Linked DNA regions of Homo sapiens: regions 1, 2, 3, 5, 6 and 7 are each linked to region 4. Evidence: chromatin loops called from intact Hi-C (ENCODE). Cell type or tissue: dorsolateral prefrontal cortex. All regions are shown on one strand.

Region 1 (4,000 bases), 78 kb before region 4:
CCATACTCAAGGGAAAGGGATGACGCCAAGGTGTGACACTGGAAACTATGTCATGAGCTGCCTACCACATTATCCCTGTGATGTTCCTTCCTATGGGAGGATTCTATATCTCTCTCTATTGAACAAAGGAATGACTATGTGACTTGCTTTAAGCTCATGAACTCTGACAAAAATAACACATTTTATAATGTTTTAAGGTATTCAAATGCCCATATTATAAAAATTACCCCAGAGAGGCTGAGACTTCTGGAATGGTGGAGTGAAGAGATTGGCAAATCTTCTCCCCAAAAAGCAAAAATAAAATTGGACACTTGAAAAAAAAACTCCCAACTATCAAAATCAACCAAAGGCATACAAATAACTCAAAAACTTATATTTAAGAAAACTACTGAACCTTGGGTAAGAATGGTGTTATTTAATGGCATTTTAGCCCACACCACCTTAGGGACAGGATGGACCAGGAAAACCATCATCTTTACTGCCAAAGTGGACTGGCTTCATTTGGAGTAGAGTCGGAAGTCCCCATGTCCAGGACATTGTCAAGAACAACAGTGATTTTGGTGACAAATAATTGGGGAGGGATGATATCATAGTTAGCCTTAGGGTGTGATTAAGCTTAGAGCAAACAACAGATTAGCAGAGGAGCCAGAAACTTAATGGGAAAAAATGAAGAATGAGACAGCTTTCCTTATACTAAACACAAAAATTAACTCAAAATGGATCATAAACTCAAATGTAAGAATGAAAACTATAAAACTTCTAGAGAAACACATAATAGAAAATCTTCATGGCGCTGGAATTTCTTGGGTTAGGCAAAGAGTTCTTATATAGAACATCAAAGGCATAATGCATAAAAGAAAAAAATGACACATTGGATTTCATAAAAATTTTAAAAATTCTTGTCCCTCAAAAGACACTTAAGAAAAATGAAAAGACAAGCCACAGACTGGGAGAAGATACCTGTCAATCATAGACTTAATAAAAATGTTATCCAGAATATATAAAGAACTCTTATAATTAAATAAGAAGATAACATACAAAAGAGGCAAAGAATTTGAATAGACATTTCACCAAAGACATGGCTGATAAGTACATGAAAAGAGGCTCAATCACATTAAGTCATTTGAATTAGAAAATGCAAATTAAAACTGTAATGAGAAACCACTTTCTACCTATTAAAATGCCTATAATAAAAAAAGACAAACAAAATAAGCGTTGGTGAAGATATGGAGAAACTGTAACCCACATATGTTGCTGGTAGGAATATAAAATGATTTGTCACTTTGTACATGTTTAACAGTTTCTTAAAAAGTCATAAAAACTTCTGACATGGTACAGCACAGATGAACCTCAAAAACATGCTGAGTGAAAGAAGTCAGACATAAAAGATTACAAATATGTTTTCATTCATATGGAATATCTATAAAAGGCAAATTTTTAGACAGAAAGCAGATTAATTATTTTCTAGGGCTGGGTATAGCAATGAAGATTCACTGCAAATGCACTCAGGAGATGTTTTGGGGGCGATGGACATGTTCTAAAAGTGGACTGTGGTGGTCAGTTGCACAATTCTGTAAATTTACTAACAAACATTGAATTGTACACTAAGAATGGCTAAATGTATGAAAATTATACTTCAATAAAACTGTTATTAAAAAGGAAAACACATATGTTTAGTGCCACATCTCTCTCTCTGTGTCAGGACGATCAGTTATGTTCCAGATAGGTGTTTCAACAGCTTGGGTCCCAGAATGAACACACATAAGGAGCAGAGTGCAGGAAACTCATGATGGATGTGAACAAGAAAATAACCTTTGTTGTAAGTCACTGAGATTGAGATTTGGGAATCATTTTTTACCACAGCATAACATAGTTTATCCTGACTGCTAGACTTATCTTTCTGAGAAATAAAATATATCATTACAAATTGATATTAAATTCTTCAGTGGAGAACTTCTATTTAAGAAGTAAATTTATTATAAGTGTATTTTCTATAATTTCATAATATAAATTTATGGTTCCTTGAGTTAAAAATATAAACTTTCTGTTACATCCTTTTAGGTCTCATGTAACTCTGAATCATGTGACAAAATTATTTACATATATTTGCATAGCACTTTACCAAGAGTTGGGAATATATTAAGGAACAATATAGACATGGCCCCTACCTTCACAAAGCTTATAGTTAAAAAAAAACAAACAAACAATGCTTATTATCTGTTTGCTTTCTATAATATATTTTAAAACAACTACGTATTTATTTTCATGTTCCATGATAGTTTTTAAAATAAAGGAAGTAGATGATTGTTCTTTCAATTTAAACTTCTGTGACTATCACTTCTAATTTGCCAGATAATTTTTACAATGCATATTTTAATTTGTATTCATTTTTTATTTCTACCAGCAGATGGAACCCTTTAGATTTATTTTGTCTCAAACAGCACTATATAAACTTTTGTGATTTCTTCTAATTTTTAAGAATTCTTTTTTCTTTGATTTAATATTTATTTCTAGAACACAAGTTAATGATAATAGGCAAAGATAGTCATTCTACATTCCAAAAAAAACCTCCACATTAATAAAATTCATATCGGCATATTCAATTAAAGAATATTCAATTAAATATTCACCTATTCACCCTATCTCACTCCCCTAAGTCCCCACATTCATAAATACACACAAAAAATTTCAAGACACATGGCCTCAGGGCCAAACACTGCATTCTTTAAGATGTTATGGTACTTTGCAGAAACATTTGTATGCATCTCTGCAAAGGTGTAGAGCAAAAGACCTATTATAGGAGCAAAACCACAGCAGAATGTGGCACTCCAAAGAATGGTCAAAAAGCAGCTCTCCAGCTTTGTGGTAGCTTCTCCCTCTGCACACAGCACCGCCTGAGTTAAACCATGGTTGCTGGTTTGAGGCAAAACAGCACAGGAAAAAGGATGACTTAACTTCTATTAGAAGCCACAGGCTGGACACGGTGGCTCGTGCCTGTAATCCCAGCACTTTGGGAGGCCGAGGTGGGCAGATCACTTGAGATCAGGAGTTCGAGACCAGGCTGGTCAACATGAAGAAACCCCATCTCTACTCGAAATACAAAAAAAAATTAGCCGGGCATGGTGGTGCATGCCTATAGTCCCAGCTACTAGGGAGGCTGAGGCAGAAGAATAGCTTGAACCTTGGAGATGGAGGTTGTAGTGAGCCGAGATCGTGCCACTGCACTCCAGCGTGGGTGACAGACTGAGACCCTGTTTCAAAAAAAAAAAAAAAAAAAAAAAAAGGAAGCCACAGATATGCTTCTGTGGCTATAGCAGGCTTTGCCCCAGGAAATTTCTTCCTGAAGACTAAGGAGAGAAGAGAGAAGCTTTGTAAGTGTCTACTCTGCTTTGTTTTGAAAACAGTTTGCAACAACTGGTTCTTCCACACCTGGACTGGATGATTCAGGCTGGAGTTTATTAATGAGCTAGGTTGTGGCCTTCTCCTTACAGACTTTTATTCCAGAGACCCATGCAAGGTTATCTCACAAGAATCACAAGTTCACCGGAGAGCTGGAAACCCATCCATCTTCATTAAAATTTATTATGAAGGAAAGGTGGAAAAGAAGCAATATTGACTATACTAAAATCAAAATTTCTGTACATAATTGTATATTTTAGGACTGGCCTTCTCTGTTCTCCACTTTCCTGAAATTGTTCTCAGTCAAAAGTGGGAGAAAAAACTCATTATTATAAAAGAAACACAGCTCTGGCCCTAACAAATTTACTGTAAAGTGGCTCACACTACGTGGTCAACCTTACTTTCCACGATTCCCCATCATGAACCCAACTTTATAACCAAATCAGTGTTCTCATTGATTTTAAACTAACTGTCACATCCATGTCTCATTGTTTCCGCCTCCATTTCTTTGCTCCTGTTATCCCACCCTTAAGTCACTTTCACTTAGTACTTCCTTAGGGAATCCTCTCCCTTAAGACCTAGTCCAAGCTCTAAGTGCTAA
Region 2 (4,000 bases), 260 kb after region 4:
GCTTGAACTCTCTTTTGCCTATATGAAGATTTATGAAACATTTTATTTAGCTGTGATACAGAGATTAATATAAACGTGGGAAACTCAGACTAAATGTTTTCTTTTTTCCTATCAGCTGGCAAACATTGACCTGTGTTTGAAGAAACTTGAATATATTTGAGAGAAAATGACCTCTCCCACAAATTAATTAAATCTGAGACTAAAATAATTATATCTCTTCATTGATTCCCTTTATTTTCACAGTATCCATGGGAATTTTGCCAGTTCTTCATAGAGTGATTTAAGCTTATTGACAACCCACTTGGATGAAATACAGTTTGAATATATGCTGGTGACTCTGTCCTTTGCAAGTTGAATTGGGGAATAACATACATCAGATAGGATACTTAAGGAGCCCTTTTTGAGAAGCACCATACAGTTTAAGAGCCCAGGTGACTGCTTTATAAGAGATCTGAGACCACTTTAAAGATCCCCAATTTTTCACACTGGTTGCAATCCATGCAGGATGTTGAAAGGAGCTAGAATCCATAAGTGACCAGGCTTATCTTTTTATCAAATAGGCATTTAAAACACATCTTTATGCAGATTCATATATTGTAAAGGGCTACTATTCAGGACCCAAATTTCTAATTTGTCAAAAGCCTCAAGCTGATTTTAAGAGAAACTTAAACTTAATTCAATTAAGGAATAATGAAACTGTAAGTTTAGCCAAATTGGAAGTGCCTTCAAAGACTTAGCATTCCATAGTCAACCTCAGAATTTTACTGTCAACCCTAAAGATGCTAAAACTATTGAGTTTTCAATTATGTGTGATAAGAACATCACCCTGCATAATGGCTAGTAGCCATAATTCTTTACATCCTGAAAGTGAAGAAGAATTTTACTGAGTCACTCATTGCAATTCTTAAGAAAATCACTATGCATTGATATATGCCATTGCCAATATTTTAATGTAGAAATAAATAACCTTCTTAATCTTCTAATAAACAAATAGAAACATTAAAAAGTTAATCACATAACAAAACAATTTCCATGTTTCATTTTCTCTTAAAAACGTAGCAAAAATGGAAAGTATATAAAAAGCGATTATCATTAGAAATAAACAGAATAAGTCATTAAACGTGAATTCCAGAAAGGTGAAACTGCATTTATAGAAAAAATTTCAAACATATGGTGTAGAGATTAAAATTTAATTATATGTCATCCTGTTGGAACGTGTTATAAAAATATGTATGTGCAATAAAGGGTCAAGAAATATTTATTCAGTACTTACTTGGTGCTCAATATTTGATGTCATGAGACATATGAATAATACATATATAAATAATTGAAATTTATTCTATTTGACAATCAGACTTTCTCTACAGATCTTATGGAATAATAATTCTTCCAATAGGTATATAAATTATGAACCTATTATAAGATTAAAATATGTTTGTAAAACATATATTTGCAAAAATAGATTTATCAGTTAATCCCCATTTAATCTTACTTTGATGTATTAGGAAGTTTCTGTGGTTGTTTAATAGAATGTAGACTTTTGGAGACCTCTTAAGATCTCTTACCTGTCTTAAATTTGTGAAACTCACAAGTGTACTATCAGTAGAAACAAGGAAATTACACAGGAAAATAAAAAACCAGGCCCAGGGTCTGCTGGAGATATCTTTTAATTCTATATTGAAGTATTGGATATGGGATCCATGATGGAGTCCAAGTTATACTAGGCAGAATATATTATCTAAGCAATACTTGGTTCTTATTGAAGAACTGAGAAGTCATGAAAGCCCAAGAGCACCCTCTAGTGAAATTTCTGGAGTAGGCTTAAGGGGCTTGCTCTTGACCTTAGCTCTCCCCCTCACATGACCTTTGATCTCCCAAAAGATAGCAGTTATATTTCTAGAATTTGGCTTTATCATCAAATCATTTCCAGATCACAAAGAAGGTGGGCTGCTTGTCAAGTATTACTACTAGTAGATATGCTTAAGCGCTAAGACCTACTATTTCATTGTTCTCATGATTTTTGTTTTTGCTTGCAGTATCAGCCTACCGTGTTAAAATAGTTTCTGGAACTAATATAACTAACGAACTAATGGGAAGCATTACAAGTGTGTAGCTGAATTGTAGTACCTTTGTCCCGGCCTTTACCTTTCTCATGCCTCTGACTTTTGGCTTAAGTACACTATATACAGAAACTGTATTAATACTTGCAATATTCGAGGTCAGGGGTAGCAGGTGAGATTTCCAGTAGAGGTCAAAAATTACAGGAGGAGTAAAAAGTCTTAGTATTCATGGACTTCTGAGTTTTTAGAGAGATGTTTACAAAGCAAGCCTGATCTTAGCTATAAGTTAGTTAAAGCTGTGAGTATAATACTATTCATTTTGATTAGCAACTATTATGTAATACATGAAGCAAGGCAAATTATTAATTGACTTTATAGATAATTTGCTCTAAAATTATGATTGGTAAGGAATTTAGAGATCTAAATCCTCCCACTTTAGGGAAAAAAACCCTTACGCACCTAAATGTTAAGTAGCTTGCTCAGCATGACACAAATATAGCATCAGGGCTACAACATACATACCTTGTTCAATATCCTACAAGAACCTGCTTATTAAGGAGGTTTCAATATTCTTTCACAATTTTATTCTTATTAGTTTTTTGGTTTTTTATGGTTCTAATAACTTATAGACATGTCTTCATACTTACAGGAAAAGAAAATATGTAACTTCCAAGGTCATCTTTTTTCTATCTCTGCTTTCATGTAGGAGGCTTAAGTCACTCTTGTGATTACTATTAAGATGAAGTAAAAAACATAATGCTTTGATATAAATCAAACATTAATTCTTGAAACACTGTGCCACACAGTGTTCACGTTGTGCACTGAAAAAAAGTGGAGGGACCCATATGTCAGACTGATATTCTAGAATTACTGATAACCACCTCTGAGATTCTGTACTTCAAAATTGTTTCTGTTTTTATTAGTACCTACTTCCTAGTGTTCATGGAAGGATTCGGTGAATGAATGCTAATAAAGCATATGGAACATTGTTGGCATTGATTAATTGTTATACTGAATGCTGATGTCTAATTTGAAAAAGGAACAAGACATTTTGGGGATTATCCGGTAGGGGTATGAGCTATGAACTGTATTAAATTTTGTGGGGGGAGATTACAGCCTGATGTCTTTCTTGGGGGAAAAAACCTCTAAGATATTCAAGTTGTTGTTTTCCATTGAAAATGAATGTATAAAAATGACGATTTGGGAAGACATATTACATATTAGGTCAAAAGTGTATGATTCATTTCTCAATTCATTACTATACTCTCAGTCTTGGCTTTAATCTCAACCATACCACCTGTGACCTTAGTATACAACCTTTCCTTCATTCATATTATTGTTGATATTCAGAAGGTGAGGTGGTTGTTTATGGCAACTAAAGGCAAAATTACAGAATTTTGATTGTTGGAAAGTTAATAATTCAGTGATAGTTTTATTCCCAGTTCTTTTCCTACTTTGCTATTCCTCAACATACAGTGTTGGTATTTAGAATCTTAAAACTAGAAAACTTTAATGCTAGAAGTGATCATAGATACTGACAAGTCTGATTCATTTATCTTACAGTTGAAAAAATTAAGACCCCAGCGAGGAAGAAAACTGGCCAAGTTTAATTCTACATACTGACTTTCAGTGATAGGTCACATTTCCTTATTTTTCTAAAAATAATTGACTCTGGAGAAACAATTGATTCCTTAATACTGCACTGATGTGCTGAACCAATAGATTTACCAACGTAAATCAATGTTATCTGTGAATAGACAGTACACAGTATTTTAAACCTATCTATTCAGTAGTACGGTACACTGCCTTTTAATTCCTGTCGCTTTGCGATGATGCTATAGCTCACACCGAAACTCTTAAGTGATTATCTTTAAGGATTTTCTTCTCCAGCTATGAGTCTAAACAGTCTGAGTAAAGAGGCTGCATGGTCTCCCCATGGC
Region 3 (4,000 bases), 240 kb after region 4:
AGTCACTAAAAAATAAAGGTTGTTATGAAGGTTAAATGGGTGTATACATATTAAGCTCTTACAGCATACCTCTTAATGAATGTGAGGGATTACTATGTTTCTTACTAGTTAAGATGAAGTATCTCAGCACAGAGATGAACACACCACCTATCTCGCTATGAACACACCATCTACTCCCTATGAAAAATCCTGTTTATATTTTGGTCGTGGCTGAAATATCAACTTTTTCCATGTGAACCTGTAATCGGGTCCATTATTCTGCCATAAAGTAGTAGTTATGAGTGTTGCTATATACAGGATGTTTTGGGAAAGATTTCCTGATTTTGGCCGGGCGCAGTGGCTCACACCTGTAATCCCAGCACTTTGGGAGGCTGAGGCAGGCGGATCACTCGAGGTCAGGAATTCAACACCAGCCTGGCCAACATGGTGAAACCTCGTCTCTACTAAAAATACAAAAATTAGCCAGGCGTGGTGGCGGGCACCTGTAGTCCCAGCTACTCAGGAGGCTGAGGCAGGAAAACAGCTTGAATCCAGGAGGTGGAGGTTGCAGTGAGCCGAGATTGCGCCATTGCACTCCAACCTGGGCAGCAGAGCAAGACTCCATCTCAAAAAAAAAAAAAAAAAAAGATTTCCTGATTCTATTGCCTTAATTTGGGGCTGTTATTAAGAATCTCTTATCAGATCCTCAGTAGAGGAGATGATTAAATTAAACCAGGGGTTAACTTGATCCAAGCTAGGCAATTATTTTTTCATATTTTCCTTGTTTTTGTAAAGTCTTTTTGCTATGCATGTGTATATAATCTGTGACCTAGGGACAACTACTTTCTTTGAAAACCATAATAACATGATAAGTATAAAATTATGTATTTACTTAACAATACAAAGCATATATCATTTTCCTTGAGTGGCAAAGTTGAGGAATTAATTAAAAACAAATAGTAGTTTGATAATTTAGTGTATAAATATCAACTGTCAATTAGAAAACAAAACACAAAACAATCACTGCATACAGTTTCAGGTAAGACTTATAGTTTGCTATGCCTTTATTCTCATTGGTAGAAAGCATTTTAATGATTTACTCATGGTCACAGAGGAAGTGTATCCAAGTTACAATTAAATTTCAAAATATTGAACTAGCTTATATAGAGCCAATTTTATCTTGAATTTAAAAACAGTTGTATAGAATAGAGTCACATAAAGTATCAAAGATTGCCTTGGTTGTATATGGAAGATAAAAGCCAGGTTCTTACACTTAAAAGAAATGTTGATTTATGTTGAATTTCAAAAGAAATGATTAGATTATCCCTGTTGCCTAGTTAGCACAATTGTCTCAGTGCTCTGACCTTGGTTTGTTAAAAAAAAGAAAAAAGAAAAGAAAACAGTGCTTTCCTAGGGAACCAGGGACTCTCTCAATACTTACCATGTTTATATTTTTACATGAAATTTAATATTTTGAAAATGTATGAACCCAACATGACTACTCTGTCTACAGGTTTTATGTTGGACTGTTGCCATCTGTGGTTGTGAAGCCAAGTGTTCTGCTGGGGCAGAATAATCAAATCAAAGTTAATGGGGTGACCATCTAAGCAGGGCTCTTTGTCATTAAGGTCCACTCTTGTGATAGTAGCACATTATCCTGCTGATTGGATTTGTAGGAAGGCATCCACCTGTGGCCCACATTGGCAGAGAGGAGACTTACTGCAGAGGCAGCCCTGGCGAAGGAGAAGCAGGAGGTAGCCGCCCTGGGCAGCAGATTCTTTTGCTGAAAAGCCAAAGCGTGCAGGACAGCATAAGCAATATTAGTAGATGGGTGATTGACATAGTATTTGGTTGATTTAGGTCCCAAAGTAAAGTAACCAAAGGCAGAGGATTAGAAACTGTATCATTAGAGAGGAATGACTTGTCTTGAGCAGGGAAAAAACAACTACATGTAGAGACACTGAGCCAGCTGATCAGACAAAATTTAAGCACGTGGGGCCCTTTACCTCCATCTCAGGAGTGATTTTTCTCTGTTTGGACGAGAGCTATTGTAAGAATTTCCATGTCTGTTGGGGGCACAGAGGTTCTCACAGACTATGGTAAACATGATTTGGCTCACACGCTCTCATAATCAGGCTGACTTGCACTGAAACAGAGAGTGCTCTATAGCGGTGCCAGGCCTCTAGCAGTACCAACTGTTAAATAATAAACAGGCCCTGTTTGTTGGCAGCCTCTTCCCCTCCTGCCAACATGGAGTGCCCATTTTCTGGGTTTACCTGCCCGCATGTGTTCAGACACTCAGAACAGTGTGTGTGTTGTGTGAGTTGGTGGTGGCATGGAGGCATCAGTCTACATCTAATCTGCTTAGTTTATTATTCTCTCAGGACCTCGGGTGAGCTAGCAAACACGCGGGGCTCTGGCAGCACGAACAATGGCTATGCTGTCATTCTAGATAATATTACAGGCTTTGCAGAGTGCATCAGCTAATTGTTTTTCTTATGTTCATTTTTGTTTCTTCAAATTCTCTCTCTTCCTTTGAGCTGGTTTGTAGGAAGTGGGGATTAGGAGGCATAAGAGTGGTTCTGTCAATTAGATGCATTACTTCCTGAAAGCTAGAAAGTATTTGGGTTGTTGGATTTTAATGCAGTATGTATATAGTTAATTCACATTGATAGTGAGCCACGCATTCAGTCAATCAACAAGTGCTTACTGAAGGCCCACAGGGTGCAAAGAACCCTGGACTAAGTGCTTAAACTTGACTCCATGTGCCTTACTGTGTTATTGCACAAGTGCTGGAGTAAGGTTGGAGTTTTCCCAGATTCCAGGTACCCAATGACTACAGTAGATTATGAAAGAGCAGTTCAGGTGAGAGCCAAGCTAGAAACACACACATGCAAACCTCAGAAAAAAAAGGATTCCCAAAAGTCCTCTATTTTGTCATGGAGACTTTTTTCTCCATTTCACTGGTCCCACGAAAAGGCCCTTGATAATCTGAGTTTTATATTGCATTTTTGGCCAAAGGAATTTCATATGTTTCACAGATGAAATAATTAAAAATAGACTCTCTTAATTCCTATAAACCCTCTTCATCCCCCACCCTCCCAGTAAAGCCCAGGATAAATAGGCCGTGTTACCATTTCCAGGAGGCTTTTGGTTGATCAGTGTAAATGAGGCATATTCAAAGTTGGTGATCAGGGATATGTAGTGTTAGGTGGGGAGGGTAACTATGAAGCATGTAGTGTTTCTTTTTTTTTTTTTCTCATGAACCAATTCTAAAGGTAAGGTCCCAAATCTGAAGTAATGACGGTATCCCTGGAGTGACTTTCTTCCAAGGTGACCATTGTGAAAAATAGCCCTTGTGAGAAGCCTATAGATTTGTTTAAAAAATTAGTCCGATTCCTTTATAATCATGGCTCACACATGATGAAGCTATTAATTGGTTGTGGTACTAAAACCATTTGCTTGAGTGAAATGAAACTTCTCCTCTCTCAGATCACTAAATATACTTTAACTGTGGAGTAATCATTCCGTTTCTTGGACTAAGATATTTTTAGATCAAGAGTAAATATTTGAAGTAAGAACTCTGGTGACAGCGCTGGGAGTGTTTCAGAAAGTTAGGATGGTAATCTCATATTCAGTCTAATTTTCCCTGAATTCATGCCTCAACAGTGTGTAATGAATACACTTATGGTGGAGTCATTTTCCTTTTATGAGAAATGCAAGGCCCCATCTTCTTATTATCTTTTAAGAAAGATTTCTCTGGTTTATAGTGTCAGAAGTGGTTTTAAAAATCCAGGCAGTATTGAATTCACACAGAATGGTTCAGAAAAGCCTGGTAGTAAAATTCATAGAGAAACAATTGTTTAAAATGCAACTAGCATTGTATAGCAAAATAATGAATTTGTATTCTCTACTAGTCTCCTGTTGGATCCATATCCTCTTGTCATTGAGTTCTCAAAGGTTTCATCCAAAAGAACTAGGCTCAGATTGATTACCCTTCATCCAAGCAATTTTGCCTGTT
Region 4 (4,000 bases):
TGACCATATTTACTAATTTCTCCACTTCTTGGTTACTTGTACCTATTACCTTAGCTTTAGGTAAGGCAAAAATAACTTACTTTTTATATTAGCCCTTACTTTCTCTAGTTCTCCAAATCAACAGTGATCTTTATCCCCTCACCTCATTTCTAGAAGGGAGACGACTAGAGATGATTAAGAAACAAGTAGAGAGAAGTTGAGATAATGTGAAGGGATAAAGCTGAGGGTACAGGGGTAAAGCTGAGGGTAGCTGAGGGGTTGGTGCTTTTGAAGCTTCTAAACTTAGAAGTATAATGAAATAAAAAGACTTCTTCCCTAACTCCCGTTAAAAAGCATTTGACTTATCTGTACAGCATTAGTTTTTGCATCTCTCTAAAGCAGATCTATATAAATTCCCTCTGCACTCCAAGACAGATTCCAGTGGTACCACCAAAGAAGATCATAGAAGAAAAAGTCAAAACATCTCACATTTCTAGAACATCCACTGCCAGGTTTCCTTCATACCTTTTGCCCTTTAATTCTTGGGTTCGGAGTTGTGAGCAGATTTTTATAGTTGGTGGACAGATTTCATTTGTTTTGATAAGAAGCTTTACCAACAACACATTCCCAAAACATGCCCCCAAACAGCATCACATGCTGAATTAAAATAGATGAAGTGATTAGCTGGATAAGTGTGCGTGTGTTTCCTTTTTAAAAACAAAGTCAAATAATTTGTATGAAACAAAACAAAAAGAACTTTTCTAGCAGTCTGAATGAATTCAGGTTGTTTCACATAATGGCTTTCTGAAACCATTTTTTGTATAGTAATTTTGACCAACACATCCACCTATTCCCTACCCCACTTGCTTTTTCGCTTTCTAAATGTTGGATGAATGTAATTCCTTAATATAAAAATAATTGTGTTCTTATAACACATTCAAAATATACCTATGGATATGAAGATGTGGTACGGCCTATACACAGTAGTTTCACTTATATCACCTTAGTCTGAAAATATATGAATAAAAAACATTTTTAGAAATTATTTTTCTGGTATGTTGAAAGAAACTTTATGGTGTGATACAAAAAGCATTTCCTGGGGAATCAGGAGGTATTAATCAATATCAAAAAGGATTTAAAGTGGTTAAATCTGGAGGTCTGGTTTTTTGTTCTGACTTTGTGACTTTGAGTACATCATGATCTCTCTGTCCCTCAGTTTCCTTCCTGTAAAATGAGGAGAAAGCTTTTTAAAATATTTTTTCATCTTAAAGACTGTGATTTTAAGTAGCTATATATGTAGATAATCTTGCTTGCATTTTCTATCTAAAAGTCACAAATAAATGGAGAAAAGTTAGGGTGGGTAATAAAGGAAGAATAACGGACATTTATGTGGCTTGAGAGAGCACAGGCACTTTAATTTTGTGATGATTTTTCTTAGCTTAACTACATATCATAATGTATTATTGAGTCTGTTTAATGATTGAACGAATGCCATAAACCAAAAATAGTCATTTGTCAGACAAACTGACTTAATTGCCTATGGGTGATTTGGTAAAAGGGCTGTTTTTAATGGAATGAAGTGCAGCATGGTTACTATGGCTCCACTCCTCTCCACTGGCCACTAGATGGAGAGGCGATCCGTGTCCACTGCCTTGCCAATAGCAAGCAGTTCACTTCTGACTTCCTAATGGCAAAGCTGCACTCTATGCCTTTGGACATTTCTATGAATACACACATGACATTTTGGAGAAGTCATCAGAGAATATGTCCTATTTCTATATAGGCATGATATAATATTCATGAAATGCAAAATACTCCTCTTTAGGCCAGTGTTAATGTTGGTAGACCCAGTCGGCCAGTATTACAACTGTGGTGTTAGTTGTCACAATAGGGTCTATTCTGTCTCTTACAAATTTGTCCATTTAGAAAGGACCCTGAAATGAATGTCAGCACGACAGTGCCACCTTGTGTCCCTGTTGCTGTGCAAGTAACTGATGCATGAGTTAGTGAAAAAAACAAACAACAACAAAAAAACAGGACATTTGCAAAAAATTGGCAAATTGTTTCAGGCCCTGATTTCGTAGTAGCTGTACCAAAATTCTATAATATGTTTTAGTCTTTGAAATTTCTTATTACCCAAGAAAAAGTTAGGATGTGTGCACTTTACTACTTTTCTCCTATCAGGGTATATAAAAAATTCTTTAACAATTCTAGGCATAAACAGGGAAGTATTTAATTTAGAATTGGAAATGGAGAAGACAGGGATTGTCAGAGATACTCACTTAAGCTCGGTCATTTCAGGCATTGAGGTGCTCCTTCTTTCACATTCCCACAGCAATTTTATATGCATAACTTGGCAATATCACCTCTCACATTGTATTGCCATTGTTTGTAAGCACATCTTCCAACTAAACCTTGAGCTTCTTGAGGATAGTGTCTGTGTCTTATTCATCCTCCAGAACCTTCTATTGGCATTCAGCACAGAGCTATGCAAATATTTGAGGTCTAAACAAATGATTATGTCTAGCTGGTTTATAACATTCTCGTGTATATATATATATATATGTATGTATTATATATATGTGTGTGTTATATATATATATATAAAATACACATTTCTTTGTTGTAAATAAGTTTGGAGCCTTTTTACTTTGGAAAAACAGCTTCTGATACCACTTCCTGCCTAAACATCCCTTTATAAATTACCTTCTTCCTTTTATCTTAAAATGACCATTTTCTCTTTTTGATTATGAAAACAAGGCATTGCCTATTCACAAGTGTGTATTGTAATTGACTTTGATGTAAAGATAATTTTTAATTCTAGCTTTACAACAAATTTGCTATTATTTGGGGTAACATACTTAAGTTTTTTTAGGTCTACTTCCTATGTATAAAATGAGTGGACTGGACTAGTTGATTTGACAGGATTTTTGTAGGGATTGGGCAAATGTTAGTATTATTCTAGCTGTATATTTAGTTGTACTTTTTAAAGTACCATCATAGTTGAAAATGAAATTGCTAGCCTTTGAAAGTGCTATTTGATATTTCATGTTTTAGAAGAGGAAACTGAGGCAAAGGGGCTTATAGGGGAATGAATTGCAAGTAGGCAGAGTAAATAGTATTATAATGGATGAATATTCCATTTTTTTATTTGTTTTTCACTTTTTTGTTCATTTGTTTTTGGTTAATTGAGCTCCACTCTCCTTCTATTCTTTAACCATATAATAAATAAAGTACAATGAACTTATATAGTAAGATGAACCCACAGGTTGGTAGAGGACTATGGACTACTTGCAGTTCAGAGACTCTCATGCTATTTTGAGTTTGATTCATAGCACTTAAAAATGAATCCTAAGTTTTAAATTTCACACAGTTTTGCATGAAATTTACATCTAGAGGTTTCAGTCCACGTATTACCATAAATACCAGCAAACTTATGACTGGGCAAATTGCACAAACTTTTTAAGAGTTTTCTTATTGGCAGAAATGTGATAATATATATTACCTTTCCTATCTACCTCACAAGGTTATTGTAAGGATTAATTAAGTTAATATATATGAAGTTTTTTTATAAATAGTAAAGTAGTATACAAATATTATTTATTGGCATTACTGCTCTAATTAAAGAAGGAATGGATAATAAAAAACTAAGTCAAAGCAAAACACACAAATTTAAGAAACAGTGAAACGCATGGTGTTTCCTAGGTGATATACTTTTCTGTGCTGGTGGACCCTCTGTAGATGACTTAAAATGTTATCTCTATTTCCCATTTTGATTTTGAAACCTGTAATAATAATGATAATACTTACCCTAAAACTAATATTTTCTTTAGATAAAATTTTTACCCATCATTCATAAATTTTGACAGTAATGTTTATTTAAAAATAGAGGGAAAAAAGTTTAAATAACCAAATATGAAAAAAATTCTTTTCAATATTATCTTACTATATTCTAGTCCAGTGGTTCTCAAACTTTAGTTTACATAAGATATTCTTCGGATTTTTGTTAAAATTCAAATTT
Region 5 (4,000 bases), 710 kb after region 4:
GGCGCCATCTCGGCTCACTGCAACCTCTGCACTCCCGGGTTCAAGCAATTCTCCTGCCTCAGCCTCCTGAGTAGCTGGGACTACAGGCATGCACCACCATGCCCAGCTAATTTTTGAATTTTTGGTAGAGACAGGATTTCACCATGTTGGCCAGGATTGTCTCGATCACTTGACCTCGTGATCCGCCCGCCTCGACTTCCCAAAGTACTGGGATTACAGGCATGAGCTACCACCCCTTGCCCGGAAATGTCTTCTTAAAGCTAACATGATGAATATCACAGAACTAACAATCCCTATGAGAGGAACTACCATTATTGAGCTCTTACCATGTGCCAGCACAAGGCAAATCACTTTACATGGCTTATCTCATTTGTTCCTCACAATAACCCTAAGCGGTAGGTATTATTATTCCCATTTTACAGATGAGGAAAATGAGGCTCAGAGATGCGGAGTAATCTACCCAGGACATACAGCTAATAGGTAGTGGAGCGCAGTTCCGCTACCACCCTTATTGGGGTGGTTTGTTACCACCTACCCTTTCTCTCCTGCCCAGATACTAAGCCTATTTAATGTATTGTTGGGGAAAAGAGTAGGGAAATTGTTACGACTCCAGTAAGATTGGGGGAGGCATCACTGGTCTAAATTATCATGAGCCAATAGGAGGTTCCAACTAATTTTTTCCTATCTGATAAGTAACAGGCACATTACTTACCAGATAGGAAAAGACCAAGCTGATAAGTAAAAGGCACATTAACGTGCAAGAGAGGGTGGGAGCCCAGTGAAGAGAGAAAATTGGGATAGGGTGAAAGAAGAGAGCACTCTCAACACCCTGGAGACTGCTAAGAGCTCACACAGATAAAATATTTATTTTTCCATATGTTGCAGAAAGCATTGCCATCACTGTATGTGTGCAATATGTGCAAAAGAGTGTGAAATATATACATCAAATGCCGCCGATCTGGTTAATTTCCATGCATTTAACATGCTTAATACCTACCATATCATCAATATGTTTTAATGCATATTTCTTTCCACATACAATATGGTCTAGTTAGGAAAGAGCCAACATCCTCCACAGCCTTACTCACTGCTATGTTTCAGCCTAAAACTTCTTGCTGGGGCCAGCACAATGAGAGTTAAAAACCAGAAGGCTCTGCTGGCTAACTCGGCCGCCAGTCTCCTTAAAACACACTCCCAATTCTTGAAGCAGCCTTTTCTCATAACAGAAATGTTTGCAGTGAGGAGATGAAAATGTTTTTGTTCTCCTTGGACAATTGAGAGATGTTCAGTCAGAATGTCAGAACTGACCGTTGAAAGGCGGGTGCCTGCGGCCACGCTTTTTTGCCTTTTTTTTTTTTCTTTTTTTGAATGCAGAGCTCCACCAGTGTGGCGGGAGGAAGTGCACAATGATTGGTCTGTTTCTCTGTGGAAGTGTTCAGGGTACACCCAGTTTTGCTTTGCATATATTTGCGAAACATCTGCCCTTTTCTTATTCTTAAGTCCTTCCCTGTCACCAGCCCCCTTTTCCTTTTTCCCTGGTTTCTTTCTTTGTTGTTGTTGGCTTGTCTAACTTTTTCATTGGAGCTTTCATTTTCCGGTTGAGGGGCGACTTCATCAGAGTGTATAATTTTAACAGAGAGAGAGGAGGAAGGGGTTGGAGAGAGAGAGAGAGAGAAAATGAGAGAGAGAGAGAGAGAATGAGAGAGAGAGAGAGAGAGAGAGAGAGAATGAGAACTGAAAAGAAAGAGACTGAGAGGCCAGAGCCTGGCAAATCAACCTTTGGCATGGTGACCAGGAGGAAGGTTCTGGTCGGGAGTTCGCCTCTCTGAAATCCGCTGGAGTCAGCCAGTGTGCTGCTGCCCTCTAAAGGCTCCAGGGAATAGTGCATCGCCACAGAGGCTTGAAAAGACTTGCCCTCAGATGTGCCATGTTTATAATTCTTTTTATACAGCCTCAAAATGTATTTTCAACTAATTATGACAGGGCTTATTCTTTCCTCCTTAATAAACTATGAACTGCAAAAATGGGGTCAATTCACAGCACCTGTGCATGTCTAGACGTAAACGGGTGCTATGTTTTAGGGTTTCTCAGCTCCGGAAAAAGGAGTCCGAAGAACCATTAGAGAGGGTGAGACAGGACATGAATTGCTTCTGAGGATGGTGAGCAGTTCTCTATTATCTGGACAGTTGGGAAACAGCCCAGTGGTATAAGGGTAAGTAAAGTGATATAAGACAAATAAGGGGGTGAGCCAAAAAGGTTGAGTTGCTAACATTTCCTGTTTATAGAGGTAGCTCCAATGCCTCTGTGCTATCAATATTCTCCCAAAGTGATCACTGAGGCAACAGGAGGGTGTGATACAAGATGTCAGGTAGGAAACAAGAGCGAATCTAGGGAAGGAAACAAGGGCATTGATATGAAGAACAATATAATTTTTGCAGTGTTAAAAATAAAAGAGTAATATATTGGTGGTTTTGCTATGTCCTTATGTTTGAAAGAAAGCTTTCTTAATTTTCTGAAGCACACATCTGAAAGTATCCTAGGCCCTGTCTATGAATATCAAAAATAAACACTTTTTTCTGCTAGGTGACATATGTCATTACTGTTTTGACCCTATATTTAAATGAATCATGAGGGCCAGCCTAGCCTTACTGAGCAAAATAGTCCTGCTCTTATTAAATACCCCTCACAGACTTAAAGCAAAAGCAGCCAGTCAGGTAGTTTTGCTACCTTGCTGCATAAAAAGTAGGAAACTTAATTGGGATTCAGACTATGACCGTTCTTAAAATACACTTTAATTTCAGCTTCATTTCATTCTGTCCACAATCAATTATTGAATGACAGCTTTGTCTAAGCTACATTGCTTAATAGTATAGACAAGGCAGTAAACTCTGGGAGGGAAGGAACCAGTCCTGTTTTATTCTTTAGCCCATGTTGGCACATCATGGGTACATCATAAATATTTGTAAAATGAATATGTAAATGAATGAATGACAGGAGAGAAGGAAGAAGAAAAGAATAGGTGAACACTAGGAATACTAAAATAACTAAGACATTTCCTTACCTTCAGAGAGCTTACAGTCTCACAAGAGGGATATGCACATAAATAGCCATTATTGAAATAAAATTGAGTGAGTGAAATAAGATTAAGAAAAAAAAGAGCTTAGGCATTTCGGAGAAAGACCTAGGGAGGAATTCACTGTGGGGAGTGAAGTCCTACCTGGCAGAGAGGAATCAAGACAGTTATAAGATGAAGACACCATTTAATAAGTATGAAGGATAATAAGTATGATTTCAACAGGGCAGAGATGAAATATGGGATATTCAAAGTAAGAGAAAACTTGAGCAAAGATGTAGAGCCCAGAATGTAGATTCCCAGGATGTTCTGGAGGATATTCAAGAAATCTGAGGGTACAGTATGGCCAATATACAGGACACATGAGAAAAGTTAGAAGAGATACGGAACTGACCTTGAGTGTCAGGCTAATGTAGTCATCTTAGATTTAGTGAATGCAAAGAAACAGGACTAGAGGAGTGAAAGAGGTTGGAGAGCCAGTTAGTAAACAATCAGCTAGATAAAAAGCAGTAGGTGATTGCAGTGAAATTGGAATGGAAACACAGATGTGAGAAAAAATATGAAGGAAGCAGAACTGTAAGAACTTACTGATGAATTGGCTTTAAGGCAGAGGAAGGTGTATAGTGACCCTGAGGTTTCCAACCTGGTGGTAGACAACAGTGATAGAGATATGGACCTTAGAGAAAGCATTGGTTTTAATAAAGGAGTTGGGCTTTAGCAACTTTGATCTTGGCTACATCTTTAAACTGAAAATCAGAATACCAGCTCCTTCAGGGTCCATGTAGACACTCAAGATTTGGGGGTTACTCCCATAGTCACCATTCAAAAATCAATTGATAAGGTCTTATAATTTGTTGCTTCTCTTGTATTGGCTTCCTCCATACTGAAAAAGATGTCTGAAAGCCTCACCTCTATTCTAATCTTTGC
Region 6 (4,000 bases), 940 kb after region 4:
CCTGCTCATAGAACCAGAAGTCAGAAGGGGCATCACAGTTATCTCATTTAAGTGGAAATGCTAAATGCTTGCATGAAGTGCTGCAGCCTCTTAGCACAGGTGTGGGACTAGAAATGGAATCTCCTGACTTTCCACCAGCACTCTATTACAATAAGTGACACCTTCATTGGTGAAGGTGAGGATGGGGCACCTATGTCTTCAATGCCCTGGCTACCTCTATGCTAATGCTAACTTACATGAGTCTGGAAGCAACAATAATAAAAATAGTTAACATTTATTTAGCATGTACTATGTGCCAGACACTAAGAACTCTTCATTCATTATTGCTAACCTTCACGACAACCCAGAGAGAGAGATGTAATACCCTCACTATATAAATAAAGGTGCTGAGACTAGAATGGGTAGGTGAGCTTGCCGAGATCACACAACTGGGTGGTGCAAGAGTAAGGATTCAGGCAGCCTCTGTCTATTACAGCACACTCCCTTACTCAGAGATGCTGAGGTGCGAGTCTGGCTCTGGGCTCCCTAGCTATAGAGTCACACTGCCTGGCTAAAAATCCAGGCTCTACAGTTTAATAGCAATGTGACCTTGGGCAAGTCAATTAACCTGTCAGAGCCTCAGTTCTCTTATCTGTTTAGTGGAGATAATAACAACTACCTCAAAGGGTTGTTAGGAGGATTAAATGAATTAATATTCGTAAAGCACTTCAAATAGTGCCTGTCACATAGAAAGTGTCATGTACATTTTTGGTGGATAAATAAACAAATTTAATATTACCTGATATCAGGAGGAAGGGGAAGACAACCATAAACTCACTGATATGAACAATCACTGATCCCTTGAGCTAGCACAATAATTATGACAACAATAACAATAATAATACCGTCTTTTGAATGTTTAGTATTAATCACTGGGCACTGTGACTTAAAAAAAAAAAAGGTTTACAGAGAAAATATCATTCAATATTCATTACAGCCTTTTCGGGCAGAAATTATTATCCCCATTGTACAGATGAGAAAATTGGATCTTAGAAAAAACAAACCACTGGCCCATGGCTACACAGTTCAGTGGCAGAGCCGGGATTCAGAGCTGATCAGTCCGTTTCTCATGCCCGCGGACTTAATCACCAAGCACACTGCCAGTGCTGGGGTCAGCGGAGTCATCCACACCAGAAACGGCCCAGGGAGCTAAGAGCTCAGACACAAGGGGAGGGTCCCTGGCTCAGGGTCTGCAGGGGCGGCGCGCACAGTGCGAGGCTGGCAGGTCCGGACCTGGGAATACCGCCGCGAGCGCAGCGGCCAGATGTTCAGAGGTGGCCCTGGGCCAAGCCTCTCTCTCCCGGCCAAGCCCAGCCCAGCCCTCCGGGTGCTTTGGCGCGGCCCTCGCCTGCAGTCGGTCACGTGCAATCGCTCCGAGAGGAAGTCAGAGGCTAAGCGGTCGGCCTGGGTGGGAATGCAGGGTCCCTGCAGGGTTCCAGGAAGCAGGGCGCCGGGCTTTCCCTCTCTGCCTCCCCACAGAGCCTGGAGAGCCCCCAGGTGAGCAGTGAACTTCTCACCCCAGCCGTGCTGGCAGAGTTCTTGCTGCATTATAGTGCCCTCCGATGGCCAATTCCGGTACAGCCTCCCTGTCGCAGTCGGCTTATGACAAGCGGGGGCCTCATTTATTCTAACAGTTTAATCATGTTTAAAAAAGAGCAAGAAAAAAATTACTGTAACAGTGTTAAATTGTAGTCTTGTCTCTTACTTCTTATCCAAGTGAACAAAAATCTTTGTCACAGAAGTTTTCCCTAATGCAGACTTTCTCAAAACCTGTCTAATCATAAGATGCACTTGCTTGTTAAAAATACACATTTCTGTTCTCACTGATATGTGGGAGCTAAGCTATGAGGATGCAAAGGCATAAGAATGATACAATGGACTTTTGGGACTTGGGGGAAGAATCCCCAAGGAGGGGGATTCGAGAGAGGACTTGCATCAGATGAAGGGGAGTGGGGTGAGGGATAAAAGACTACAAATATGGTACAGTGTATACTGCTTGGGTGATGGGTGCACCAGGATCTCGCGAATCACCACGAAGAACTTATGTAACCAAATACTACCTGTACCCCAATAACTTATCGAAAAATAAAATAATTTCAAAAAAGAAGAAACAAAAATGCACATTTCTGGGTTCCACTTCAGAAGTACTAAATCAAAATCTCCAGAAACTAAGCCTGATATTCTGCATTTTAACAGGACCCCCAGGCAATTAACAGAATCGAGCGAATTGAGGAAACTCAGTTGTGGGCGCACGCAGTGCTCTGCAAGCGGTAACCACCCTTGCCATGCTGACTTCACTGAGGAAGCCCTTGTCCCCCACAAGAACTCAGAGAGCTGTCGATGCCCTCGAGAGGGAGGAGGGCACTCAGGAGAAACACACCTCAGAGGTGGGAGACATGGCTCTGCCACAATTTGCTGCAGAACCTTGGGCTCATAACTGACATCCTTGCATCTCTGCTTCCTCCTTTATGGGATAGAGCCAGGGTTCCCTACACTTGTTGGCCCACTTCATTAATGGAGCCTCCAGGGAGTTGCTGAACATTATAGCATATTTAGGAAAGTATATAACTCTCAGTGGTCTGCTGAAGCCGGCTTATCATGGCTAGCGAGAGCTGATTGGCAAAATTTTAGAAACTTTTTGCATCAGTTATTAAAGCTTTGGTGGTAGCTTAAAATAGGCCATGGTGGGAGTATTGACACCACAGAAATTGGCAAATAATACAAATTAGGGCTTTTTGTAAACTACAGAGCCTGTTGTTAGCCATTTACCAGCACACCACTGAATACACAGAAGGGTCAGGCTCTTTTACATCAAAGGACATTATGCAAGTGGAAGGCCTGGAGAAAGTGAGTTACAGTATTCCTTCCCCTCGCTGTTCAGTCATGGCAGCAGCAGGACTCAAGGCTCAGCCCCTCCTCCAAGGTGCCTCATAGTTACCACTAACAGCGAGGCCCTTGTAGACATATTGTACTAGAAGCCCCCGGCAGAGTCTAAAGCTCTGAGGAGAGTCAGAGGCCTAGAGAAACACCAGCTGCTACTTGACCTGCTCTTGTATAAACCAAGGAGGGGATTTAAGAGAGGACTTGCATCAGATGAAGGGAACTAGGTTGTTGTAGCCTCCCAAGAAGTGGGTAGCAGGATCTTAATTTGACTTTATCAAATTTTTCCCTTTTGAGAAAGAAGCCACCTTTGTCATACAGCATGGTGTCAAGGCCAAGTCCTGCACAGTTTACCTTCATCTCAGAACTCACAGCTAACTGTAATCTGCCCTTCTGGGAATGCAAATGTTACTACTCTACAACAAGATGCACAAGAGGCAGATTCGGGCAGTGCTGGCGCATAGGAGCAGGGGAAACACACAGGAGGAGCCTCAGGAAGCCTTGCCCGATCCCTTCGAGCCCAGCATCTGTCCTTCCTTTCCTTAATCCCAGGCCTTGAGGTGCACAACAAGGGTTAAGGAGGCTCCAGGTTCCTTGGAAACTGACAAGACAAAAAATGTTGAGCCATTGGTAGATCCAGCTTATACCTTAGATCCCTGAGCCTGGCCAGGATTAGAAGGGAAGGAAGCCTTCCCCTCTTACAGGAAAGGAGGCCTTCGTGACCCATGAGGCAGACAGTTAACAGTTTCTTATTACTTTCTTTGTACAAGGACCTATGGAAAATATCAAGGTTGTAAGAAGATTTGATCCTGAAGTAACTAAAATTATATGGAGCTCTCTCTCTCCAGCCACGAGGCAAATTCAGTCATGAGGCAAGACAGCTGCATGCAGGAGGGCATTGTAATTGATTTGCATAGAAGTGCTAAGAGTTCATAGTTAGAAGTCTCTGTACATGATGGAAAGAAGTGGGAAGGTGGCTGGAAAGTTCATCTGAGATTAATGGAGGGCAAGATTGAGTTGCCCAGGGAGGAAGAAGGAATGATTAATTGAACAAAGACACCAGTCTCTGACTATTGAAGAG
Region 7 (4,000 bases), 640 kb after region 4:
TCAGATATCATATGACTTTTTATTTAGATTCCTTTTCGGAGAATGGCCTGTTAGGACTCTGTTTGTTTTCTTTTATTTAATTTCCTTCTCCCCTCACCCACTAGTTTTGCGTATCTGTGTGTGTCATAGCGTGTGTGCGCACATGCATATGTGTGTGCAATTTTTATCTTTGTTTTTGTTCTGTTGATCTGATGCTTTATTTAAAGACAAAGCTTTAATTATTTCAGTATACTGGTTTAATTATTTGCCAAAAAGAAACCTCATTCTAGGCTTTTTGGGGGGTCCATTTTTAAACACATCCATTAACACATGAGGCTGGAGATCCTATATGCTTGTTGGTCTGCCCTTGGCCCACTCCCTCACCTTAATTTAACCCTCCCCTTCATCAGCATGCACAGCAGTATAAGTTAGGAAACACCTGTGCTGAGTTGAGAGAGAAATAAAAGTAGAAGCAACTTCTTCAAATTTGCACTCCTAGTTTCACTTTAATAAACTTTTTTTAATCGTTGATTTTTTTTTTTTTTTTGGCATCCTCTGTTAAGCTTGAAAGCATCAGAGATAGTGAACGATGTGTCTGTGGAGCTTTTGTGAGGCCAGCTGAGCACCCTTGGAAAGTAGAGCAGGAGCTGAAATTCATTCAGAGACTTAAGAATTAAGTAAGAGATTTAAATAAGATCTGTGAGATCTGTGAGCTGTTCAGGGTTTGGTGATAGATGGTAAAATGGAATGCTTAGGGATATTCAAGGAAGAGAAAGAAATTTTCAACCAGGAACGAAACAGGCATTTCTACTGCAATTCATACTTTAAAAACCTTCTTTTATCAAATTTTTATTTTATATATCTCAAAATTTAATCAATTGGTATGATTGCCTTCTTTTCCACGCTTGCTATGAAAAACAGATGAATTGTGCCGATGTTATTACTGGGTTTCTCCTAAATTTTTGTTGTATTTCTTTTTCGGCTTTAGAGAGTTCTGATTTTAGTTAGCAAAAGAAAAATAAAACTTCTCTAGGTATGCATATGGTTGTATACACATTATTCTTATCTACATATAATATATCCTGTTTGTATCAGGATATAATTTTTGTATAGTTACATGCAAGACTGCCTTGAAAGTTCAGATGACCATTACATTCTTTAAACCCATAGTTTTTAGTTTCTTGTTAGTTTCTCTAAAATTATTTTTTACAGACCTTAAATTTGTAATGCCTTATCATAGCCAGAGGTGAATTTTGTTGAAACTTGGAGAAAAATTTATTCCACCCCTTTAAGCGTACCCAAAAGGGAAGAGAGAACTATTTTTCGTTCAACAAAAAATTTTAAAAGCCTTTTTTCCTTCAGCGGAAAACTCCAAAACAGCTTTGTCTCAGAACGTTAAACTTGGCATGGATAAAAAAATTTGAGTTTTGCTTTGTTTGAGGAAATTTGTTTTTGAAACAACAATGTTATAAATATTTTTAAATTGCCTGCTGAGCATGCGCTGTATCTGACTTTATTCATAGTTTTAAACACACACCAAAGTGCAGTCTTCTGAATGGCCACAGGTAAGGCTGTTGATTTGTATGATCTTTCGCAGAGGCACCTTCTGTGAGTCTACTCAGTTTTCCAGAAGGGAAAAAGGCGAGAGCTGAGTTTAGACCTGGACACCTTTCTAAATATCATAGAGCAAAAGTAAATTGCCCCATTAAGGCTTGCACATTACACTTAGGGTAAGTACTGTTCAACTTTCCTTTTTTATAGGAGTTGCCTGCCTTAACTTTTCAGCTTAATACGAGCAGCGTAAATTAAGAAAAAAAATTAACTCAATCAGTTATTTCACTGAAATAGAAAATTTGCAGATTTTAAAGGGTATCTATTGTGCATAAATTTGGGGATACGAGAATTTGCCAGTGAAATGATAGCAGCTCTGTGCTTACAGAGCAAAGATGTGCTAGTCTGAACATGCCTGATCTCATCTGGAATCGAAAGCTAAATCTAGGTGGGCCTGTAATAATACCAGAAAAGGAACACATGTATCTTTTGTGCAACCTTTTTTTTTTTTTTTTTTTAAAGCTAGGCTTCCAAAGGGAATGACAAAGAAGCAGGTTCTCCTCTTGCTTAATAAGTAGTCATAGTTTGCCTCTGGAGATATGTATTTCCAGTTGTTTTAGTTGTTTTGTTTTGTTTTGTTTTGTTGTTGTCATCGCTATCGAAGAATATTCTTTCCTGTCAGTGATTATTAACACTTTCCGTTTTTCAGAATGCTTTAACTCTGTTTGATGTTTCCTCACTTGGTTACCTTTCTCAAGTCTGCGATGACCCTCTCAGGCTTTGCCATTCTTATCGATTCTTACCAGAATGTACTTACTCATTAGCTGTTTTGTTATAGTTATGGTGGAGATAATCTTGTTTTTCAGGCTTTTATAACTAACCAAACAAATTACCTTTTGAGGTGAAATTTCTCATAGTTATCCTTGACACAGAACTGAACTTGTCTTGAAAAGGCTTGAAGAAAATCCAATTAGCCGTTTTTTGAGAACTGAATATTCTAATAAATGCAAATGGATTATTTTACAAAATACTTATTGATGTGCAATGCTTTTCTAATCTGTTTTTCTTTTCGTGCTTTAAAACAGACCCTGAAAATTAAATGTATTAAAAAGAAAGAAAGAAAAAGAAAGAAACCTGCCAGGTTAATACTGATATTTTAAATACCCAATTTAAAATAATGCTCAAAGTTTGAATTTCTTTGCAACATATCACCTTTCAGTGTCAGTCAGTAATACCTGGGCAGGTATATATATACATTCACACCCACAGGGAAACATGAATCCACTTTACAGTTACATTAATTCTATTTTAACCTACAAGAGAAAAGGTTAGCATTACTGTAAAACTTTTGTTAATTCATTATATTTTATTTTTCTGTAATAAAAAATTCACTGAACTATTGCTTTCATCCAATTATATATATACTTAACACCCATTTATATTCAAATATTTTATCTTAATTTATGAAGTATTTTTATAAGTCTTATATGCTGCTGAATTTTATGCAGCTATATGAACGTTTAAGTTTTTTCTGATACAATTTGCTTTGTTCCGAATCTGTTACTGTGTTAGAAGTTTTTTTCTTTCCCAATCTAGAAAGAGTATGGCCATCTTTTCCTATATGTGATATCTATACATCTTCAGTATTCTGAAGAAGAGATTTTTTAACCTGCAATCTCTTGGAAAGCTTTCAAACAAGTGGGAGAAGTAATCTTTACTTTGCTTCTCCTTGATCCATCTGTTTGCCCTCACTGTACCACCCGTCACCACCAGCAACCCTGAAAAAAACAACAGTAATAAATATGATACGATAATTTTTCTGATCACAGAACCAGGAAATACCAGAGAAAATTGTGGCATATGTAGGAAAATGCCAAGAGCTTCTCCAGTAAGATCAGCTGTTTTTATACTTTTTTTTTTTCCTCTTGAATTTTGTTTGTGACTTTTTTGGCTTGCTGAAGCACATCCCCATAATCTTACGAAGCCACAGCAAATTCCCAATGCCACAACAATACTGTGCAGCCGGGGAGAGGCCAGAAGAGCTGATCCTGGGTGGCTGCAGGCTTCCCCAGCAATGGTGCAAGGCAGGAGGAGTAAGTAGGCTACTCTTCTTTTCCCTTCTTACCTAGGCTGCCCAACCTGCCAGCTAGAGATTTTCTTTCTGTAGCTTTCTCTTCAACTGTCTGAGACATTTCCTTCAACAACCAATGACTTTCTACTTCCAAGGGATGGTTCATATAGCAAAACATCCATTTTTATTTTATATTGCAACATGGAAAGCTTTGAAATTGGAGGGGCAAAGGAAAGGGGCTCAGGGTATCCGAGAAATATCCCAAATGGCATTAGGCTCAAAGCTGTTTTTCATGGTTGCTCAGGTCTATAACTTTCCTGTTCCCTCCAGAGCCTCTAAGTGGTTGAAAGTAGTGAATGGGATAACTATAGGGTACACACTATGATCTAACTGATTCAG

The links. Hi-C counts contacts between places; a loop is a spot of excess contacts. Peaks named below come from ENCODE experiments on the same cell type or tissue, not always from the same donor. Only the 100,000 strongest peaks of a DNase experiment are listed, where the experiment ranks them.
Region 1: a loop joins it to region 4, with 4 times the contacts of the local background. A loop is called at or near these places in 47 of 110 quality-filtered maps.
Region 2: it touches region 4 in a loop (12-fold over the local background); 47 of 110 quality-filtered maps call a loop at or near these places.
Region 3: it touches region 4 in a loop (6-fold over the local background); 10 of 110 quality-filtered maps call a loop at or near these places.
Region 5: it touches region 4 in a loop (4-fold over the local background); 38 of 110 quality-filtered maps call a loop at or near these places.
Region 6: a loop joins it to region 4, with 11 times the contacts of the local background. A loop is called at or near these places in 2 of 110 quality-filtered maps.
Region 7: it touches region 4 in a loop (3-fold over the local background); 4 of 110 quality-filtered maps call a loop at or near these places.

The regions. Positions count from the first base shown.
Region 1 is chr3:115,168,411-115,172,410 of GRCh38, reverse strand. No RefSeq gene overlaps it. Among named protein-coding and RNA genes, the nearest start is that of ZBTB20, 23 kb to the right of the region's middle. In dorsolateral prefrontal cortex, a CTCF peak has its summit at 2,406 (motif pointing right); no DNase peak of the experiment used is centred here.
Region 2 is chr3:114,825,514-114,829,513 of GRCh38, reverse strand. All of the region lies in intron 4 of ZBTB20 (zinc finger and BTB domain containing 20), which reads left to right. Among named protein-coding and RNA genes, the nearest start is that of ZBTB20-AS3, 46 kb to the left of the region's middle. In dorsolateral prefrontal cortex, CTCF peaks have their summits at 1,605 and 1,811 (motif pointing left); no DNase peak of the experiment used is centred here.
Region 3 is chr3:114,846,525-114,850,524 of GRCh38, reverse strand. All of the region lies in intron 4 of ZBTB20 (zinc finger and BTB domain containing 20), which reads left to right. Among named protein-coding and RNA genes, the nearest start is that of ZBTB20-AS3, 25 kb to the left of the region's middle. In dorsolateral prefrontal cortex, no CTCF peak of the experiment used is centred here; DNase peaks (open chromatin) are centred at 1,696 and 2,154; H3K4me3 peaks cover 1,191 bases; H3K27ac peaks cover 4,000 bases.
Region 4 is chr3:115,090,262-115,094,261 of GRCh38, reverse strand. All of the region lies in intron 1 of ZBTB20 (zinc finger and BTB domain containing 20), which reads left to right. Among named protein-coding and RNA genes, the nearest start is that of ZBTB20-AS4, 8.2 kb to the left of the region's middle. In dorsolateral prefrontal cortex, CTCF peaks have their summits at 1,670 and 1,929 (motif pointing left); DNase peaks (open chromatin) are centred at 1,611 and 1,921; H3K4me3 peaks cover 708 bases; H3K27ac peaks cover 4,000 bases.
Region 5 is chr3:114,381,828-114,385,827 of GRCh38, reverse strand. All of the region lies in intron 8 of ZBTB20 (zinc finger and BTB domain containing 20), which reads left to right. The region is part of intron 7 of ZBTB20-AS1 (ZBTB20 antisense RNA 1); the gene reads right to left. Among named protein-coding and RNA genes, the nearest start is that of ZBTB20-AS1, 32 kb to the right of the region's middle. In dorsolateral prefrontal cortex, CTCF peaks have their summits at 1,674 and 1,874 (motif pointing left); DNase peaks (open chromatin) are centred at 1,387 and 1,827; H3K4me3 peaks cover 1,341 bases; H3K27ac peaks cover 3,805 bases.
Region 6 is chr3:114,150,205-114,154,204 of GRCh38, reverse strand. The region is part of intron 3 of DRD3 (dopamine receptor D3); the gene reads left to right. Among named protein-coding and RNA genes, the nearest start is that of DRD3, 27 kb to the left of the region's middle. RefSeq lists an enhancer at 1,265-1,798. In dorsolateral prefrontal cortex, CTCF peaks have their summits at 1,381 and 1,595 (motif pointing left); a DNase peak (open chromatin) is centred at 1,574; H3K4me3 peaks cover 911 bases.
Region 7 is chr3:114,447,732-114,451,731 of GRCh38, reverse strand. All of the region lies in intron 7 of ZBTB20 (zinc finger and BTB domain containing 20), which reads left to right. Among named protein-coding and RNA genes, the nearest start is that of ZBTB20-AS5, 3.9 kb to the left of the region's middle. RefSeq lists an enhancer at 1,862-2,011. In dorsolateral prefrontal cortex, a CTCF peak has its summit at 1,951; a DNase peak (open chromatin) is centred at 595; H3K4me3 peaks cover 4,000 bases; H3K27ac peaks cover 4,000 bases.